Linked DNA regions of Homo sapiens: regions 1 and 3 are each linked to region 2. The links are chromatin contacts, found by Hi-C or POLR2A ChIA-PET in ENCODE. All regions are on one chromosome and are shown on one strand. Each heading gives the region's core, a stretch centred on a gene start or an enhancer-like site at or near the end of the contact. The rest is flanking DNA. Distances are from core to core; before and after follow the strand shown. Region 1 overlaps SLC38A10 (solute carrier family 38 member 10). Region 2 holds the start of LINC03048 (long intergenic non-protein coding RNA 3048). Region 3 holds the start of FAAP100 (FA core complex associated protein 100).

Evidence for each region. Hi-C counts contacts between places; a loop is a spot of excess contacts on that map. ChIA-PET counts read pairs that join two places held with the same protein, here RNA polymerase II (POLR2A). Pooled maps may share reads with other maps.
Region 1: a map of ascending aorta shows a loop between it and region 2 (7-fold over the local background). The contact joins the enhancer-like site here to the promoter of LINC03048 in region 2. A Hi-C loop is called at or near these places in 20 of 168 maps with a recorded cell type or tissue (A673, IMR-90, MCF 10A and 16 more), 5 of 37 single-sample maps with no recorded cell type and 26 of 50 pooled maps. POLR2A ChIA-PET finds 5 or more read pairs at or near these places in 7 of 52 experiments (AG04449, AG04450, Caco-2 and 4 more).
Region 3: a loop to region 2 is called in a pooled map, with 2.4 times the contacts of the local background. The contact joins the promoter of FAAP100 here to the promoter of LINC03048 in region 2. A Hi-C loop is called at or near these places in 2 of 168 maps with a recorded cell type or tissue (OCI-LY7 and PC-9), 1 of 37 single-sample maps with no recorded cell type and 10 of 50 pooled maps. POLR2A ChIA-PET finds 5 or more read pairs at or near these places in 9 of 52 experiments (AG04450, Caco-2, H1 and 6 more).

Annotation. Positions count from the first base shown.
Region 1 is chr17:81,253,535-81,256,234 of GRCh38, forward strand. The region is part of intron 11 of SLC38A10 (solute carrier family 38 member 10); the gene reads right to left. Among named protein-coding and RNA genes, the nearest start is that of NDUFAF8, 16 kb to the left of the region's middle. RefSeq lists an enhancer at 1,173-1,864. Within about 2 kb of position 1,442, at least 21 of the 41 ENCODE cell types and tissues checked have a DNase peak (open chromatin) inside an H3K27ac peak, as active enhancers do; they include A673, ascending aorta, heart right ventricle and 3 more, where a contact is called at or near this core.
Region 2 is chr17:81,384,083-81,386,782 of GRCh38, forward strand. LINC03048 (long intergenic non-protein coding RNA 3048) reads right to left here and starts at 1,300. Exons shown (of 4, transcript NR_164137.1): 1 at 1,047-1,300. RefSeq lists an enhancer at 1,908-2,476.
Region 3 is chr17:81,550,903-81,553,602 of GRCh38, forward strand. FAAP100 (FA core complex associated protein 100) reads right to left here and starts at 1,451. Exons shown (of 9, transcript NM_025161.6): 1 at 1,264-1,451; 2 at 1,026-1,150; 3 at 1-301. The coding sequence starts at 1,428. It overlaps LOC124904085 (a long non-coding RNA gene), which reads left to right and starts at 1,457. Exons shown (of 2, transcript XR_007065947.1): 1 at 1,457-1,604; 2 at 2,140-2,700. RefSeq lists silencers at 1,018-1,117, 1,178-1,417, 1,558-1,717, 2,298-2,377, 2,388-2,457 and enhancers at 1,858-1,977, 2,507-2,700.

The sequences.
Region 1 (2,700 bases), core at 192-2,691, 130 kb before region 2:
CCACAGTCCCCTCCATTACCATCACCTCCATCATCACCGTCATCACCGTCACCTCCACCACCACCACCACCATCACCGCTATCATCACCATCATCTCCATCCCTACCACCATCAACATCACCATCATCACCATCATCTCCATCCCTACCACCAACATCACCATCATCACCATCACCATCACCATCATCACCATCTCCATCCCTACCACCATCACCATCATCATCACCGTCACCATCATCACCATCTCCATCCCTACCACCATCACCATCATCATCACCGTCACCATCATCACCATCACCGCTATCATCACCACCATCTCCATCCCTACCACCATCACCATCATCATCACCATCACCACTACCATCACCACCATCACTGCCAACCCTACCATCATTGCCATCACCTCCATTATCGTCATCACCACCACCATCTCCATCCCCACCACCATCGCTGCATCATTGCCACCACCTCCATAATCATCACCTACATCACCGTCACCTCCACCGTCACTGCCATCACCTCCATCATCGTCGTCACCTCCGTCACCACCACCACCACCGCCATCACCACCTCCCTGTCCCAGCAAGGCCATATGTCCACTGAGACAGGCGCTGCAGCCGAGGGGGACTCAGGTGAAGCTGTCTGAGGAAGAATTCACACAGAGTCCAGTTCAGAGCAGCAGATGGGGCCTCACCAGCTCCCATAGGAGAAGAAAATGGGGACAATTAGCTTAGCTTTCTACCAGCCTTCTAAGAGCAGCCTGATATGTTAGTCTAGGGAAACAGACAGTTACACTGTTGTCAGTTTGGAGTTGAGAGTCCTAGACAAACTGTAGAGGGAAGGTACCACCCTACTGGGTAATAAACTAGTTAACAGAAAGCAGACGCTAGGCTCTACAGTTTAGTTAAAGTAACAAATTCAACTTTTTTTTAAGATGGACTCCTGCTGTGTCGCCCAGGCTGGAGTGCAGTGGCACAATTTCGGCTCACTGCAACCTCTGCCTCCCAGGTTCAAGCAATTTTCATGCCTCAGCCTCCTGTAGCTGGAATTACAGGAACCTGCCACAATGCCTGGCTGATTTTTGTATCTTTAGTAGAGACAGGGTTTCACCACGTTGGCCAGGCTGGTCTCAAACTCCTGACCTCAAGTGATCCACCCGCCTCATTCTCCCAAAGTGCTGGGATTACATGCGTGAGCCACCGCGCCTGGCCCAAGTGACCAATTCTATAAGCGTATGGCCACCCGCCTGAGCAGGTGAAAACATACTGGTCTCCATCACACGATTAGGCTTCGGCAGAGGCCCCATGCGGAAACAAGCCATAACTGTCAATCAAGAGGGCCTGTCCAATGGATTACTAAGTGAAGAAAGGGAGGCTGGGGAGGGGAAGGGAAAATATAGCAAAACAAAGGAAATCTCCGTTGTCATAGGACAAGTTGCCTCAGAGCAGTCATTTTCTCAGCAGGAGCAAAATTCAGTTCCTCAGGCCGTGAATGACCAGTCTGGGGCTCCAGGGGGAGCTCTGTGTGGGTGCAGGAGCCGCGGGACGGGAAGTGAGCACGGTGAGCCGGGAGCTGCCCCAGAGGTCCCTTTGGAGAACCTCCCGGGAACGCCACGCCTCTCAGCGTTCTGCAAGTGTTGCTGGATTGCACGGGCACCTGCAGGAAGGCTGTGCGAGTGTCCTGGCTCCCCGCCGCCTGCAGCAGCTGACCAGCCAAGGGCTGCACTCACAGCCTTCATGCCCGGCGCTCTGCAGCTGTCTGCGGGCAATGCACACAGCCTTCTCCACAACGGAGCCCATCTTTGCGTCAGGGACAGTTTGCCGGCAGTGCCTCTTGGCTGCAGTAAAACTAACACAAAACTTCAAAATCAGCAACTGAAAAACGTCCGAGTGCTGCCAGCCGCTTCCACTCTCAACATGAACACAGGTTGCGCAAAGACAGAAAGGGGCCCTGTATGGGGAGTGCCCCCGCCAGCTCACGACTGAGCTCCTCGGGAGGGAGGAGATCTCTGGCATCCGAATTTCTTCTCCTAGAAGGCCAGCAACACACCCGGCTAAGCCACAGTAGAGGCGGCCACGGCCAAGGGGGATGGCTCCACGCACGCCCCCAGGAACACCCAGCAGAGGGTGCTGCCGCAGGGCAACCATCCTCCCTCATTTGGCTTCAAAAATCGCCTCCAGGCCAGGCATGATGGCTCACTCCGGTAATCCCAGCACTTTGAGAGGCCGAGGCAGGAGGATCACTTGAGGTCAGGAGTTCAACACCATCCTGGCAAAACCCTGTCTCAACAAAAATACAAAATTAGCCGGGTGTGGTGCCGCGCCTGTATTCTCGGCTACTCAGAGGCTGAGGTGGGAGAATTGCTTGAACTTGGGAGGTGGAGGCTGTAGTGAGCCAATATCGTGCCACTGCACTCCAGCCTGGGCGACAGAGCGAGACTCCATCTCAAAAAAAAAATCATCTCCAGTCACAAGAAACCACGACCCGTGACCATCATTGGCACGTGGTGCCAGGAATGCTGTGTTTATGCTGTCCCAGCGGCTCCTCACTGCCAGGTGCTGACGCAGGTTCCCAGCTCCTGGCACCCACAAAAACACACACCTTCCTAACAAGTGACAGAGGCCACAACTCAGCCACGGCGGAGGCGGATCCCTCAGACTTTCCTCCCTGCTGTCTAGTCGGGCATGGAGGCCCCAAGGC
Region 2 (2,700 bases), core at 50-2,549:
CTGGGTGTCGGGGGGCCTGGGCCCATTTGCCTGGACGCTGCGGGCACCCTGCCCCTCTGGCTCCCCGGGGTCCTGGGCCTCTCGCGGGCAGGAATGCCATCTGTGCCATCTGACCAGGGCTCCCCTCACTGTGCACCCTGGCGTTTTGGGGCGTGGGAAGGCGTTCAAGGCTGGTTTCTGTTTCCCCGTCAAGCCCTGAGTGGAGTGCGACCGGAGGCTGGCCAGTGGCTCCCCGGGCACCTAGGGGAGGCTGGGGGCAAACTGAGGCAGTCTAGAGCCTACAATCACTCCAGGGGCCTGTGGGGCAGGGACAGGGCTGAGGGGACCTGGCACCCTGTGGGTTCCCCAGCAGTGTGGCTGGGGACATGGGGACAGAGCCCACCTTGCAGCCTCTGATCTCTGGGCCTGGACATTTGTTTGGAGTAGTGTTCACTGGTTTGTTTTGTTTTCTTTTTTTTGAGACAGAGTCTCTCTCTGTTGCCCAGGCTGGAGTGCAGTGGCGCGATCTCAGCTCACTGCAAGCTCCGCCTCCTGGGTTCGAGCGATTCTCGTGCCTCAGCCTCCCAAGTAGCTGGGGCTACAGGTGCCCACCACCACGCCTGGCTAATTTTTGTATTCTTAGTAGAGACGGGGTTTCACCAAGTTGGCCAGGCTGGTCTTGGACTCCTGGCCTCAGGTGATCCACCCGCCTCAGCCTCCCAAAGTGCTGGGATTACAGGTGTGAACCACCACGCCTGGCCTGTTTTGTTTTCTGATTGCAAAATGAATACATTTCAAAAGGGAAATTTGAAAAATATAAAAAATCCTTAAAAAGAGAATAAAACCCACCCATCAACCCATCATGCTATACCCAGGAACACTACCTCCAGCTTCCAGGACCCCCAACCTCAGCCAAGGGTCTCCACATACTTCTCTCTTCTGTAATTGGGTCTTCCCGCGGAGGCTGGGGCCTGGGCGGATGGATGCCCAGGGTGGGGGCTACCTCCTCTGGACTGCCGAGACCTCCCCAGCAATGAGGTGCCAGACCAGGACCGGGGTGAACTCACCATGAGCTTCTGTTGCCGTCTGGGCCTGGGCTGGGAGCAGGAATCTCTGGGGAAGGCCAAGCATGTTTCAGAGTCATCGGGATCAGGGCCACCCTCTCCCTCCCCCAGTGTCTGCAGCCATTTTCATAGGAAAAAAACTGGGTTTAACAAAGCTGTTCCAGACCTCCTGACCTGAAACTGATTTCTACCCTTCCGTGTGGCCCTAAGGCTCCCAGGCACGAGGCGCATAGCTAGGGGAAGACAGTGCCTCTGACACCCATTTAAGAGTTAACTGAGGCCAAAAAGCCGCTCTGCACGCCCCTCTTGTTCAGAGGCCCACTGATCCCCTGGTCCCGTGGTCACCACGGGGTATGGGTGCAGACAAAGCCGTGTTCATGGAAGCTCCGGGCCTGATGACAGTGGCACAAGGACCCCATTCTCTGCTGTCTCCAGCTGCATCCCCTCCCCCAGCCGGCCTGACATCAGAGACAGCGGGTCAGACATCCCGGGATCCCCCACTCCCACCCCAGGGCGCAGGCTCAGCTGCTGGGGCTCAGGGAAATGCACAAGAGGGCCTGTGCTGGGGAGACAGGGCGTGGATGAACTGCCTGAGTGGTGCAGACAGCTGCAGCTTGGCCCAGCAAGTCTTCAGTGGGAAGCTGCCTGCATTTTTACAACTGATTTTTGAACCTGAAAGTGGAGGTTCACATCCAGCCTGTTCAACGTAATCTTGTTGGTTCCAGTCCAACGTGACCTTTTGGAATCTGGTTTCCAGACTCTTGCCATATATTAGCAGTTCCTCCCGGCTGCAGGCTGCGATCTGCCTTGCTGGGGCCTCATCCCAGAGAAACAGGCTGGCCGGGAGCATTCGGAGGGGCTTCCCAGGAAGAGCTGGACCCTGACACATCTTTCCGTGGGTGCTGTGGCCAAGACGCCCAATGGCTGGTCATGAGGCCCATTTTGTTCTGCTCCTGGTCTACAAGGCAGAAGTCGGGACGCATCATGTCTGCCCCAGCCAGGAGTCTTAGGGTTGTCCCAGGCCCAAAAGTCAGCCAACCCTAGTACTAGTTTTCCAGAAGAATCCAGAGCCTACGCACCCAGGCCCTCAGTGTGAACAAGGGCACGTTATTTGCTCTCACAGTCTCCTTCTGCTCATCTGTAAAATGGGCATGGCCACCATGCCCTCTGTGTCCCAGGCTGTCTAGAGGGTTGAGCAGGCAGGGTAGGATCTGGTACCCACCATGCCCCCGATGCCCACGCAGGCCAGAGAGGGGAGAAATGGAGTTGGCTGAGGCCTGGCCCTCCAATGCCCTCTCTGGGCTCTGAACCAGGGCTCCGTCCGTCCCCTGGGGCTGCCTCCCGCAGGCCAGGGCTCCTTTATCCTCCCCGTTGAGCACCTGGGGCGCGGGGATGACAGCCTCATTTCCCCAAGCAGCCCCCACAGGGCTCCCTGGATTCCTCTCTGACAAGCACATGCGCCGGCTCTGGTCTTGGCTCCGTGTGCCCCAGCACGACAGAACAAGTGCGGCAAGACCCAGGCCTGCAGGGCGGCGGCAAGTGCCCGGAGGGGCGGAGGCGGGGGTAGGGGGTATGCCGGCGCCCGGCAGTGTCGCTGTCCCCGCGCCACCGACCCCACCCCGGCGTGACCTTCCCTGCCGCGCGCCCAAAGGCCAGC
Region 3 (2,700 bases), core at 201-2,700, 170 kb after region 2:
CAGCACTGGAAGGAAGTGGGGGGCTGCAGGCTTTCCTGGGACCCCGGCTGGGGGCGTGTAGGAGGACAGCTCCACCTCACCGATCTGGCCTCCTGGCCGGGGGTCCTCCCCAGGACAGGGCTGCTCAAACAGCTGCATCTTCCATCGGGCAGGGCCCTGCACCAGGGTGACCAGCACACTGTCCAGCAAGGTGAACGCGCACAGCGCAGCATCGGGAAGGATGCAGGCATCGGGGTCCACAGGGATCACGGGGGAAGGCTGGTCACCGTCCTCGCTGTCCCTGTCATCCTGGCTCGTAGACCTTTGAGAACAGGGACGCACTGGTCAGGCCTGGGCAGGGTGGGATTCCCACGTTCTCTTCACAATAACCTGGCATGGAGTAGTCTGGCTCAGGGGTTCCCGCAGTGACCCCCAAGGCCGCTCAGCAGTCCATCTGCCACATGGCCTCCCACCTTCCCCACGAAGGATACTCTTGACAAGAAGTACCAGGCATCCAAAACCAGCGTGAACCGACACCTGTCAGCATAGAACCGTCAGGCTGAGGCCCAGGCTGCAAAGTGCACAGGCTGCCCCCTCTACAGCCTGGGCCGCGGTCAGCAGCTGCTGGCTCTGCACTGAAGACAGGCCTGGCTGCCCGGAGCTCGCTTCCTTCCAACCCAGATGGTGTCCACTGATCACTGACTCGGGGTCACGGTGCCTTTGCTGTCTCCTCCCTCCAATAAAGACCCAACCTCGGGGGCGTGTCTCACCAGACAGCACCGGGCCACCAGGGCCCAAAGGACAGGATCCCGCGCCCCGCCGTGGGCTTAACCATGTGAACCCCACTTACTAAGGACTGTGAGCAAGACACTTGCAGAAAGAGTGCTGGGGGCAGGGGCTCCAGATAATCGGGCAGGGATGGCGGCCGAGGCTTCAGAGCTGGCGGCAGCCCGGGTCCCCAAGCGCGATGAGGTGGGGCTGCTCGCTCTGAAGCAGTCCGGGGGCAGCAGGAGTGTGCGGGAGGGAGGCCGCGGGCCCGCCCTCACCTGCTCCTGCCCGGGTGGTCCAGCGACAGGCAGTAGAGGCCCCTCCGGGCGCACAGCGCGTACAGCAACCTGCGCGGCGCCAGCAGCTCCAGGTGCCACACCTGGTCGGGGAACCGGAACGCCGCCTGCGGACCGGGGCGCGGGTCAGGCCGACGCGACGCGCGGGCCCGCGGTCTTCATTTTCACGCGAACCGCCGCCCCCGCCCGGTCCCTCCCGCCCCCGCGGGCCGGCGCTCACGGTCAGCAGCCCGCCCTCCTGGTCGTACACGTAGACGAGCTCGCTCCCGGTGGACAGGAAGACCTCTGCCTCATGGCACAGCACGCGGGGCTTGCCCGCCGCCAGGCCCCCGAGAGGGCAGCAGAAGCCCGCCAGGTAGCGGACCCGCGGCGCGGCGCCGGCCATCGTGCGCGCGGGCCCGTCAGAGTGAGAAGCCCCGGCCGCGCGGCGGCGGCTCCGCCTCGGAGCGCTTTACGGCAGCCCGCTGTGCGGCGCGACCTCCGCCGTAAAGCGGTCGGCGGTGCCGGGGGCGGGCCGGAAAGGACGCGCTGCAGGGACTCCGGGAGCTGGGGCGGTCGCTGGTACCCACGGGGAGCAGGGGAGCCTTCCTAGGGGCCGCGGCACCGTGCCGCAGGTCGAGGTTGACCCGGCCGGGCTGGTGGGAGCCCTCGGCGGCTTCATGGCCCCGGCTGCTGCACGGGTTCCCCAGGGTGGGGAAGCGGGTCCTGGCCGAGCAGAGGTTGCTCTTGGGCGGGGCGTCTCCCCGGAGCAAGCGCTCAGCTACTCGGGCTTTTGCGTAAACGCCTCGATTCTCTGGGCTCTCGGAGAGCAGCTGGGTCCTGCCGGAGCGCACTCCAGCCGGGGTCGGGGTGGGGCAGCGCCGGCTCTTGTCGTCCTAGGGATGGGTCTCTGCCCTGTGCTCTGCGAGCCGCCCCGGCCGCCCCCGCGTTCAGGGCCCAGCGGAGTGAGCCAGCTTAGGTGGAAGTGCGTCCCTCCCTCCGTGGCTGAACACGTGGGGACAGGGAGTACACCAATGGGGTTTCTGGGTTGGGGGCAGAGGACAAGAAAATGACTGTGAGCCAGGGCAAGATACCTCCACCCTCTCCCTCCTGGCAGCTCTCCACTTCCTCCAGGAGAGAAGTACTGACCAGAGAACGCCCGTGGAGGGGCCTGCAGTACGGACACCTGCTCCATGCCCGGAAGAGAGCGGAAACCAGGCACACCATTCACAAGTAAATGACCAAGGAACCCCGCCCCCGGCCCGCCTCCCTCCGTTTAAGAAGCCAATCTGAAGAGCGCTAAGGCCAGACACCCTCGAGGGAGAATCTAGGGGCAGGGCTGCAAAACTGGGCTTGGAAGTTAGGCAGACATCGTGGAGTCCGGGTGCACCTGCTGGAGCACAAAGCACCACTTGCAGACATCCTGACCGCCCCCCTTTGAGGTTGGGGTGGGGACTGACCCCAAGGCAACGGGGATGTCTGATTCTGAATGTTGGGTTAGACAGACTCAAGTGCGGCACCTGGAGTCAGTTCCTTGCTCCTCTCTTCTCGCCAGGGCTGCTCTGAAGGTGTTTGGGCTGGAAATGCTGTCTTTGATGCTGGGGAGTGGGGAGAGGAGGGCCAGGTGCATCTCATTTGGCCTTCAGAGTCAGGAAGTCAGATGCCGCATCGTTGTGAA